Regions from separate parts of the Homo sapiens genome. Here region 1 is linked to region 2. Evidence: chromatin loops called from intact Hi-C (ENCODE). Cell type or tissue: dorsolateral prefrontal cortex. All regions are shown on one strand. Each heading gives the region's core, and the rest is flanking DNA. Links, peaks and the distances in the headings are about the cores only.

Region 1 (5,379 bases), core at 190-5,189, 110 kb after region 2:
TGGAATGTGTGATAACTTTGACATTGAATGAAAAAGGCAAAAGGAAATGGAGGCAATTCATCAGCAAATTTGTACATGTCAGGATGGAGTGGTACATCAAACCGTTGTCCAAATTGCCAAGAATATTCAGGCAAAAGACTTGGAGTGTTTCTTTGATTGATTTAACAATGTATTTTTTTTGGCTGGGCATGGTGGCTCACGCCTGTAATCCCAGCACTTTGGGAGGCCGAGGTGGGCAGATCACGAGGTCAGGAGATTGAGACCATCCTGGCTAACGTGGTGAAACCCCGTCTCTACTAAAATTACAAAAAATTAGCCAGGCTCGGTGGTGGGCACCTATAGTCCCAGGCTGAGGCAGGAGAATGGTGTGAACCCGGGAGGTGGAGCTTGCGGTGAACCGAGATCGCGCCACTGCACTCCAGCCTGGGCAACAGAGCGAGACTCCGTCTCAAAAAAAAAAAAAAAAAACCAATGTATATTTTTTCAGTTCTCAGTTCCCTCTTTTTCCTGTCAGTGCTCTCATTTCTATATATTAGATTAAACATTATGCTATATATACGTGTGTGTATGTATATGTGGCTATCTCAGATACTTTTGAAGTACGGTCTAAATGTATAAGCATGCATATAGTTTTACTAACCAAAATAGAGAAGGGAATTGAAGAAAAAAGAGGAGAATGTTTATTCACTTATAAAAATTATTTGTTAAGTATGTGCTAGTGGTCAGACACCGTTTTAGACATTTTAATTCACTGTAACAGTAAACAGCATGGTCCCTGACCTCAAGTTGCCCAGGGTTCAGTGGGAGAGGCTACTCAGCAAACAAGCAGCCACGGCAGGTATGGCGTCTGCAGGGAGGCAGCTCAGGGGCTGTGGGAGCACGTCGGAGGTGCAGCTTGAACTAGTCTGGGGAAACGAAGAAGGCATCCTGGGGGAACATCTGAGGCTTGAAGGATAAGAAGTAAGAGGATAAAGTGTTCATTCAGCAGATCTTTACAGAGCCCCGTCTCTGTGCCAGGCACTGTTCTAAGCACTGGGGACCCAGTGATGAATAAGGGAGGCATACTTCCTGCTTTCTTGAGTTCACAGTCCTGTGGGAGATGACAGCAAACAGGCAATAAGAAAGGAAAATGGTTTTAGATGGTAATGAGTGAGATTTAAGAGAGTAAAGCAGTTGGGAGGTATGTTCCAGGCAGAGGGAAGAGAATGTGGTGCAAAGTCCTACCCAGAAGGGGAGATGACTTCTTGTGTTCAGGGGACCCTATCTCTTATGATAGGGTATAATCTGGCACTGTATGGATCAACTTGAGAGCATAAGCAAAGCTAGTCAACTCCTAAAGGAAGGAGAAACAAAAACCAAGTTAATATGCAGAGAAATTAAAGTTATTAGACAGTATGAGTCAGATTCACTGATCATGAGCCATGTCTCTGTGGTCTCCTAAGCTCCTAAATTGGGTTCCTGGGACTGGACATCGGTTGATGCAAAGAAAGTTCTTTAGCCCAGTCTCTTTTGAGGAATCAAGGGTCCGTGAAATGGGATGATTTTATTTTGGTGTTAATCTATTCCACTTGGAGGAGGAGGGCTGTGATTCCGTCTTTGCTTTCACGACCTGCATTCTGTTGGTTGTGAAATAATCTGCTTAAAATTGTGGCCTTGAACATTTGTCTATGACTTTTTAAATGAAGTTTCTTCATTTGAAAGTATAAAACACTAGTTTGAATCTTTGTTAGAACAAAAGGAAAAAATCAGAATTATTATAGCTGTTTCTTGGCTTGGGTGTTATTTAAGACACACTGGCTTAGACAAGGGTTTTAAGGGTTCACTCCTATGATAGGGTGATCTCAAATAAAACGAACATTGTTTAACAAATACTCTGGCCTCCTCTCAGAGTGGGCAGCCACAGCACGCAGAGCTCTGCCACAGGAGATTCCTTCTGGAGTGGGCTTTGCCCTTGGCATGGGTGGCCACACAAGACCAAGGCACAGCTGCAGCTGGGCCCTGGCCTAGCCCCACACAGGCGGAGGAGAGGCACTGCCAGGGCTTGCTCCTGGCTGGGGGCCTGGGCTCGGGCACTTGGAAGAGAAGCTCTTCTGCCCTTCTGCAGATGTGCAGTCTGTAGCAGCCCTTCTTACTCTCACTCATCAAGGTTGGCAGACGTGCCGTGTCCCAAACACCATTGCTAAACTTCTGAACTATTAACATAAATTTATAGCAAATAAAATATTTTCTCAGCCTTGTGGATGACACGCTCAGAAGGAAACACGAAATGCCTTCCTTGAAAGGAAGTCAAGAGTTCACCAGCGTGAAGGGTCGTGAAGAGATGCCTAAGACCTACTAGAGTTAGGAATGATTCTCCTCTCTGGGCTGGGCCTTGCTTTGATTCTTTTCATCATAATGAGATGAAAATGTTAGGACATTGGTTTATAGGACACTGTTTCTTTGAGATGCATGGCCTATTACATTTGAGAAACACCATACTCTGTATCACCTCTTGGAGCCTGACCGTATATATCAGGGCTCTGAAAAGTCCTGCAGTTAATAAACTTCTTATCTTTAACCCAGAATTTCAAAACTTAAGTGATCACAAAATCCAACTGTTACCTAACACCCGTCTTATCTTGAAGGACAAGGAAACATTGGTCTTTAGAATTTTAAGGGGGAAATATTCTGACTTCACAATACCACATGCAACCTGTTTGCCTCTCATTTGCTGAGGGAAACAGGATGTTCTTATAAATGCAAGGACTCAAAAAGATGCCACTCATATCCTCCCTTACAGTTTCACTTTAAGATGTCTTCTAGTGGGACATAGTTAGAGGTAAAGGGACAAAAAGAAGTAGAATGACAATAAACACATGGCTGAGCAATCAGGAAGGAGCCAAATTGTGGCCAGTTTTATATATTAAATCTGACCCTGAAACTTGTCTTGGTAGGTGGGTTCTGTTAACCAGACTCCGAGCCCACTTACCCCACCAGCTACATGGAAGGTCTCAGGCCTGCCCCACAAACTGTGTCCCTGGCAGAACACAGAGTTCCAGAGCAGGAGAGAAATGACTGGCTTCCAGGCTGCCCCGACAAGGCAGTTCCTGAGCCCTGCCCAGGTACACTGACCGCACAGGGACGGGAAGCCAAGAGAAGGGAACCCTGGGCCTGCTCACCCAGCCGCAGGTCAAGCAGCACAAAGAAAGGGCCAGGGCGGGTCTTGTTTTCAGCTTCTGTGGCTCAGTAACCCCACCCACTGGTAAACTGGCCAACTGATGTCCTCTCTTATCAGAAGAAGAAGAGCTGCTCCCCTTCCTTTGGTGAAGAGTAAGAACTGTTCCCTCTAACACTCCACAGGTTGAGAGGAACAGCAGTCCCTGTGTTGATGGATTGAGGCAGTAACTCGAGGAGGAAGATTTTCCTGCACAGAACTGCAGAGGCTTGGGGAGAGAGAGAACACACTGGGATGACTCTGAGATCCTAACATGAGTGTCTTGGTGGACGGTGGCCTCACTAAATGAGATGGACTATAAGAAGAGGAACAGATTAAGGGGACAGTGATTGGTTGGATTTTTGGTAGAATTTGAGCTGTCTTGGGTACTTTTGGCAGAGAACTTGAGTAGGCAGTTGGAAGTATGCACTTGGAGTTCACAAAAGAACTGTTGGGAGCTGGAGGTGTCGATTTATGAGTTACTGGACTGTGGGTGACAGTGGGGCCGAGGGAAGGATGCGATTGGCCAAGGCGAGCATGGAGGACAGGGGCTCTCTACCAGGAAGACGGGCACTGGCCCTGAGGCTCTTAGGAAGCGCCTCCTAAAGCTCCTGTGCCCGGAGGCTCCCGCCACCCCCTCCACCTGCTCACACTCTGCCTGGTGCCCAGGGATCCTGAGAGCATCCTTTGCCTCTCAGAGCAATGCAGGCAGGTGTGGCCTGAGGCTGCGAGGCCACAGGACCCCAGGGAACATCAGGACGGAAGGCAAAGGGGCGGAAAGGAGTGCACAGAGGGATAAGAAAAGATCCATGTGAGTGTGGGGATTTTTTTTTTTAACTTTAATTTTTGTTTCCATCCATTGCAGCCACCTCTTCTTTGTTTATCTTTTTCATCATCCCTCCTCCCTGCCTTCCTTTTTTAATGTGGAAATCTTCCTTGAGCCAAAGGCTTCACTAAGCTTAACTAAGGAAGCAATGGAGGAGGCGCTGATGTGGTTGTTAAAAGCCCTGTGACCTGTGCTGCCCTTCCGCTGGCACGCTGGCACCTGGCAGGGATGCCAGAAATGTTTCTTGAGTAAATGGTAAATTCAAGTTTATAAATAAGAGTGTTTCCTTTGTCTCGAGGTTGTTACTTAGGGCATGTCAGTGTTGTGGAGTAGTTTAAAGCCACCTGAATGAAGTTTTCTGAAGTTTTCCAAAGAACAAATAAACTTCTTCTAGATTTTCCTTGCATTAAGTATAAGTGTATAACATGAGTGGTTCTCTTGGGTTTTCAAATATCCACTAAATTAGATGAGAGTGAAAATTAAGAGAGCTCAGAGGTCACATCTTTCAACTTTTGATGCCTCAACCTAATTATATTAAAAATTTCCAGGAATTTACTATATTTTCATGTTGTTAATATCAGGAAGGTTAAAATGCTAACTTACACCTCAACATTGAAATCACCAGCGTTTGATGATTACGTGACTATTACACCACTGCATTCTAATTTGTATTATCAGTACTATGAGATCAGAGATACTGAGTTTAAAGATGGCAGTGTACTGAGAAAAATGGTAAACTTCTACTTCCTGAAATTAAGCGTTTCTGAACAGAGATTCATCAAATCTGCAGAAAAGAGAAAGGCAGATAACCGTAGGTTCTGAGGCTCGGTGTTTCCTCCCTAATGGCTTTGCCAACAGAAATACTGACAGGTTTTGTCTGTCACGGGCCTTACTATTTATCACCTTTTCCTCTCCTACCTCCTACTGTGGTCTTGCCTCATCTGTACTTCATGTACCTTAAGCCTAATAGTGAATGTTGAAGAAATGTCTCTCTTTGGAAATTATCTGTTTTATTTTATTGATTTAAGGTCAAATTAAGAAATAAGATAATGAGACTTGTCAAAGAAAACGAATACATAGAAGATGAAACTTGCAATCCTAATGCCTCTCCTGGCAAAGAAGACATTTCCCACCAAATCACTAAGAACTCATGAGAGCCTCCGTTTTCCTAATTCCAGATTCTGTATTTATTTGAGCTGCCCAGCCCAGGCCTGCAGGATAGGGCCCCACTCCATCAAGGCTCCTGTTTCCTCCTGAGCCCGAGCAGATGGTACCTTCTCTTATAGCCTCCATCCTTCCCAGAACACTCCAGGTACTATTTTCTATTTTCTGGGGGCATTTGGCATAGTTCACTGTTTCC
Region 2 (5,379 bases), core at 250-5,249:
TTGAGCACTGCCTGGGCAATGTAGACCCCATATCTTAAAAAAAAAAAAAAAAAAAAAGGAAATTGATTTGAACTCTTTTTAAGATACCAGTGACTGTGAGGGATGGTGGTGTGGTGGGGATCTGTCCTGCAGGTAAGCATCACAGGTCCCTTAGCTTTCTTCTTTTACTTCAGCCACCATACACGTAGCAAACTGGAATCTTGTCACCTCTTGGGAATGTTCTTTCCTAAAATCTCAAAGTTAATGTTCTGTTCTATCACCAACGTTTTTTAGCATATTGATTCCCTTGCTGGTTACTACTTTTAAAACTCATATAAATAATAAAATATACAATATTCTTTATTGTTAAGTTCCATGTATTTATTTATTTCTCATAGAATGTTTCTGTTGATTTTTGCAGAATTTTTGTGTTCATAGTCTACCAATTTTAATTTAGCCATGCTATGACAAATGAAGAGGGGTATCCCTATCTACTTGTATTTTTCTTTTTGTTGTTGTGGTTGAGACAGAGTCTCGTTCTGTTGGTCAGGCTGGAGTGCAATGGTGTAATCTCAGCTCACTGCAACCTCTGCCTCCCTGGTTCAAGCGATTCTGCTGCCTCAGCCTCCCGAATAGCTGGGATTACAGGCATGCGCCACACGCCTGGCTAATTTTTGTATTTATAGTAAAGATGGGGTTTCTCCATGTTGGCCAGGCTGGTCTCAAACTCCTGACCTCAGGTGATCCACCCGCCTCGGCCTCCCAAAGTGCTAGGATGACAGGCGTGAGCCACCACACCCGGCCTCTACTTGTATTTTCTAAGGCTGCCATAACAAATCACCTCAAATTGGGTGGCTTAAAACAACCGAAAGTCATGGTCTCACAATTGTGGAGGCCAGAAATTTGAAACCATTATCATGAAGTCGAGGTGCTGGAAGAGCCACGCTCCCTGCAGAGGCTCTAGTGGAAACTCTGTTTCTTGACTCTTAGAGCTTGTGGTGACTGTTGACATCCCTCAACTTGTGGCTGTGTGGTTCCAGCCTCTGCCTTTGTGGTCACATTGCCTTCTCTTCCCCTTCTGTGTGTACCAAAGCTCTCTCTGCCTCTTTTTTTTTTTTTTTTTTTTTTTTTTAAGACAAGGTCTTGCTCAAGCAGTCCTCCCACCTCAGCCTTCCTAGTAGCTGGGAATGCTAGCATGTGCTGCTGTGCCTGGCATAGCACTCCTATCCTTGAAGACCTCCTTCTGGTTTCTAACAAAGTCCAGATTTGTCAGTATCATATACGGGGTCTGTCATGGCCTGCTCCCTGTCTGCTTTTCCACTGTCATTTCTCCTGTCTCCCCTTCCTTCCTAGAAGACTCTTCCTCTCCTTTTTTCCTGAGTTCAAGCATCCCTTCGTTTTGGAAGCTTTCCTTGCTTTTTCCATTCTGAGTTGAAGCCCTTTCCCTATGGTCCTGTGGCACTTTTGGTGAACTGATTTACAGCACAATAGGTTTATAATCATCTGTTTGTGTGTCGCTCCCACCAGACTGTAAAAGACTGAAGAGAAGGTGTCATGTCTTGTATAACTTTTATTCCCAAGTGCCTGTTATTGTGCCTGGCACACAATTCAGGCACCTGATTCACAGTTAAAAACCTGCGTTCAGATTCTAGACTTATCACTTACCAGCCCCGTGAGGATGAGCTTAAGCTATCTAATATTTCTGGGTCTTATAGTTTATGAAAGATAAGACACTTGCTTCAGGCTGTTCCTGGCTGTTAGTCTAACATAGTTGGGTATAATTTCTGTCTTCCCAGCAAACTGCCCTATGATGTGACCCCTGAGCAGGCGCTAGCTCATGAAGAAGTGAAGACACGGCTAGACAGCTCCATCAGGAACATGCGGGCTGTGACAGACAAGTTTCTCTCAGCCATTGTCAGCTCTGTGGACAAAATCCCGTGAGTGCCATCAGTTGTCATGACCCCCAGTAGAACCCAGCACTAAGTGCCTTTCTGCTCCTTGGCCCTTCTCACTAAGTTTTGTCCATCCCGCAGTTATGGGATGCGCTTCATTGCCAAAGTGCTGAAGGACTCGTTGCATGAGAAGTTCCCTGATGCTGGTGAGGATGAGCTGCTGAAGGTAAGAATCTCATAGCCGGCAGACTCCTGCCCTTTGAGGACAAAGCAATAAAACCAGGGCTGACCATAGATCATTACTAACTGCCTAAGTGTAGGTTCTGGCAGTAGCTTACCATTGATTGTGAGCTTTTGAAAGCAATTGTAATTGGTAAATGGTACCTCTCTTAGGATGAAACACTTCCTATAGTTTGGCACACAAACATCAAACAAGTAGAAAGATGGATTTTTCCTGTTTTCAGATGAGTTTCTTTGAGTCCTATCTTTTCGCTGTAGTATTGTTCCCTCTGCTGGTGACCTGGCGAATAGTAGCAGGCACAGTTGTTTCTGCTAAGGCTGTTGCTGATAACTCTTTCTTACTCAGCTATGCTCTTCTCTTTTCTTTTTTTTTTTAATCTGAATGCTTTTTTCTTCTCTCTCCTAGTTCTGTGCTTTCCTACAGTGAGGCCTCGATTCTAGACTTTCTGTTCAGGTGAATTAATTTTATTTCTTCTGAATGAAACTCTAGGGGAAATGCTGTGACTGCCCCTGAATTCTTCTGTGGAAGAGATGTGTGTTAAGTGAATTTAATTTCAGAGGCATGAACTTGGCCTTTGAAGTCTGCAGCATGAGAATGTTGGGAGGTGGGGTTACTCTATGCTGATTGGGTCATGTTAAGGAATTTAGCTATGTTTGTTAGCTTTTTATAAGGAAAGCCCATCTACATGAAAGTACAAAGTGCATGTGGGTGACAGCAGCCTTATTTGCTACCATGATATGTGAACAAAAGATGCCCTGAAATACTTAATAACAGACTTTAAGTGTGTCATTTTTACCTTCTGAATCTGCTCTTTCATTAACTACTGGCAGTAGTTTTCAGTTCTGTTCTCATTGTTTTCCTGTATTGAACAAAGGGATATTTCATTTAGTTCCAGGCCATGAGAGAGAGTGTGTATATGTGCATGCATGCGTGTGTATATGTATTTTTTATTTATTTTTTCCTCATAGGACTGCATTTTCTGCTTTTCTTTGCTAGCAAAGTCATTTATAGCTTCCTTGGTGGTATGTCTTTTAATACCCATCTTTCTGTTTCGTCTGTTCCAGATTATTGGTAACTTGCTTTATTATCGATACATGAATCCAGCCATTGTTGCTCCTGATGCCTTTGACATCATTGACCTGTCAGCAGGAGGCCAGCTTACCACAGACCAACGCCGAAATCTGGGCTCCATTGCAAAAATGCTTCAGCATGCTGCTTCCAATAAGATGTTTCTGGGAGATAATGCCCACTTAAGCATCATTAATGAATATCTTTCCCAGTCCTACCAGAAATTCAGGTAAGGGGAAAGGCACAAGTGCTTAAGAGAGTCTGTGGATGTATTTTTATTGTTGAGGGGAAAAATAAGATTAAAAACCACCTCTCACTTTCCCCGGACTGCCATATGTAGAAGACGTGTTTGATGTGCCCAGGATTCCAGAAGATGATCCATTTACTTTGAAGAGAATTTTCATATGAAATAGATAGTAGTTAACACTTATGAAATAGATAGTAGTTAACATAAAAATAATGATGATTATGCATTTAGTACATGTTACCTTGTAATCAGAGAAGAATTGGAGAATGCTTTTAATTTTTGTAAATTAACATCTAGTTTTGAATTCAGTGCTTCAGAGCACTGTCTTAGAGATAGAATTGGTTCTCCTAATGGTGTCTGGAAACTTTTAAGTCATGGTGCAATGGTTCTTATGGGTAAAACTAAAACTACAAACTAGGTGGAGAAAGAAGTTATTCGAACCACTATCCCAAGGTTGTCAAGCACAGCAAACACACAGCACTTTCTCTTGAAGTAACTGTTGACTGGCTTCTGTTTGCACTCATTGTGTGAGAGGTTTGTGAAATGTCCTCTTGCCAACTTCATGTGTATGTCCCTTTTTGGGGGGCTGCCTCCTGTGCTTATTTCAGACGGTTTTTCCAAACTGCTTGTGATGTCCCAGAGCTTCAGGATAAATTTAATGTGGATGAGTACTCTGATTTAGTAACCCTCACCAAACCAGTAATCTACATTTCCATTGGTGAAATCATCAACACCCACACTGTAAGTATTTTTCTTTAATTACTTAATTTCATTGTCCTTAATTATTATCCCTGGCTGCTGCTTATCATCTCTGGTAGCCAGGTGTCTAACCTTCCTGTAATCTAACTGACAATGCATCTCCTTGATGTCTCTTTTTTTGCTTGTTATTCTTTTTTGTTTATTTATTTATTTTTTGAGACAGAGTCTCACTGTGTTGCCCAGGCTGGAGTGCAGTGGCGCGATCTCGGCTCACTGCAAGCTCCACCTCCTGGGTTCACACCATTCTCCTGCCTCAGCCTCCCGAGTAGCTGGGACTACAGGCACCCGCCACCGTGCCTGGCTAAATTTTTTGAATTTTTGGTAGAGACGGGGTTTCACTGTGTTAGCCAGCATGGTGTCGATATCCTGACCTCATGATCTGCCCACCTCGGCCCCCAAAAGTGCTGGGATTACAGGCGTGAGCCACCACGCCTGGCCTTTTGCTTGTTATTCTTAACAGTATCTACTGCTAAGTTTCTAAAAGGTCTTCCCAGGCCACCTGCATCAGAATCCTATGGGCTGATAGTTAAAAATGAAGTTTCCTGGACACCGCCCCAGGCCTACTGAATCAAAATCCCACTAAATTTATCTATTGCCTTAATAAAATAGTGCTTTTACTCTTCTTTCTTTTTACCCTAGCTCTCTGCGTTATTTTTCTAACATGATCTAGAATACTAGCTTTCTCTGTGTAGCCTTGGAGTGGATTTTTCCCTTGGAAGCTGGAGCTCCATGTTTCTTCAGATTTTTCAAATCATTTTTTCCCCTCTGGGGACATGGACATGTAAAACAGGAACAAGGGCATATGTTAAAATGTAAATGAAATTTCAGGTTACTGTCATTTCTGAGGGCATCACTGGGGATAATGGCACCTTGAAGACTTTGTTGAGTGCCCCTACAATAATTATAACATTGATTTGGTATACTTTTCTCTGAATTAAATCATGTCATACACTGGAAACATTAAGTAAAAGCGTGCACGTGACTTATTTGAACTGGCAGTAGGGTACATTGATGACTTTGGGTATTGAACTTTGAGTTTCAGTGTTTTGTGGGTTTTTTGTGTTTGTTTGTTTTGTTTTGTTTTTTTGAGATGGAGTCTTGCTCTGTCACTCAGGCTGGAGTGCAATGGCGCAATCTTGGCTCACTGCAACCTCCACCTACTGGGTTCAAGCAATTCTTCTGCATCAGCCTCC

The links. A loop is a pair of places that touch in the nucleus more often than their neighbours do. Peaks named below come from ENCODE experiments on the same cell type or tissue, not always from the same donor. Only the 100,000 strongest peaks of a DNase experiment are listed, where the experiment ranks them.
Region 1: a loop joins it to region 2, with 4 times the contacts of the local background. A loop is called at or near these places in 6 of 110 quality-filtered maps.

What each region holds. Positions count from the first base shown.
Region 1 is chr15:90,595,111-90,600,489 of GRCh38, forward strand. All of the region lies in intron 3 of CRTC3 (CREB regulated transcription coactivator 3), which reads left to right. LOC124903555 (a long non-coding RNA gene) reads right to left here and starts at 868. Exons shown (of 2, transcript XR_007064758.1): 1 at 781-868. It overlaps LOC124903554 (a long non-coding RNA gene), which reads left to right and starts at 3,917. Exons shown (of 2, transcript XR_007064756.1): 1 at 3,917-4,004; 2 at 5,198-5,379. RefSeq lists enhancers at 850-919, 3,087-3,381. In dorsolateral prefrontal cortex, for the core only: CTCF peaks have their summits at 2,187 and 3,247; DNase peaks (open chromatin) are centred at 2,011 and 3,211; H3K27ac peaks cover 4,267 bases.
Region 2 is chr15:90,480,185-90,485,563 of GRCh38, forward strand. It overlaps IQGAP1 (IQ motif containing GTPase activating protein 1), which reads left to right. Exons shown (of 38, transcript NM_003870.4): 27 at 1,776-1,916; 28 at 2,013-2,097; 29 at 3,177-3,409; 30 at 4,036-4,168. Among named protein-coding and RNA genes, the nearest start is that of CRTC3, 47 kb to the right of the region's middle. In dorsolateral prefrontal cortex, for the core only: CTCF peaks have their summits at 2,393 (motif pointing left) and 2,593; a DNase peak (open chromatin) is centred at 2,397; H3K27ac peaks cover 4,563 bases.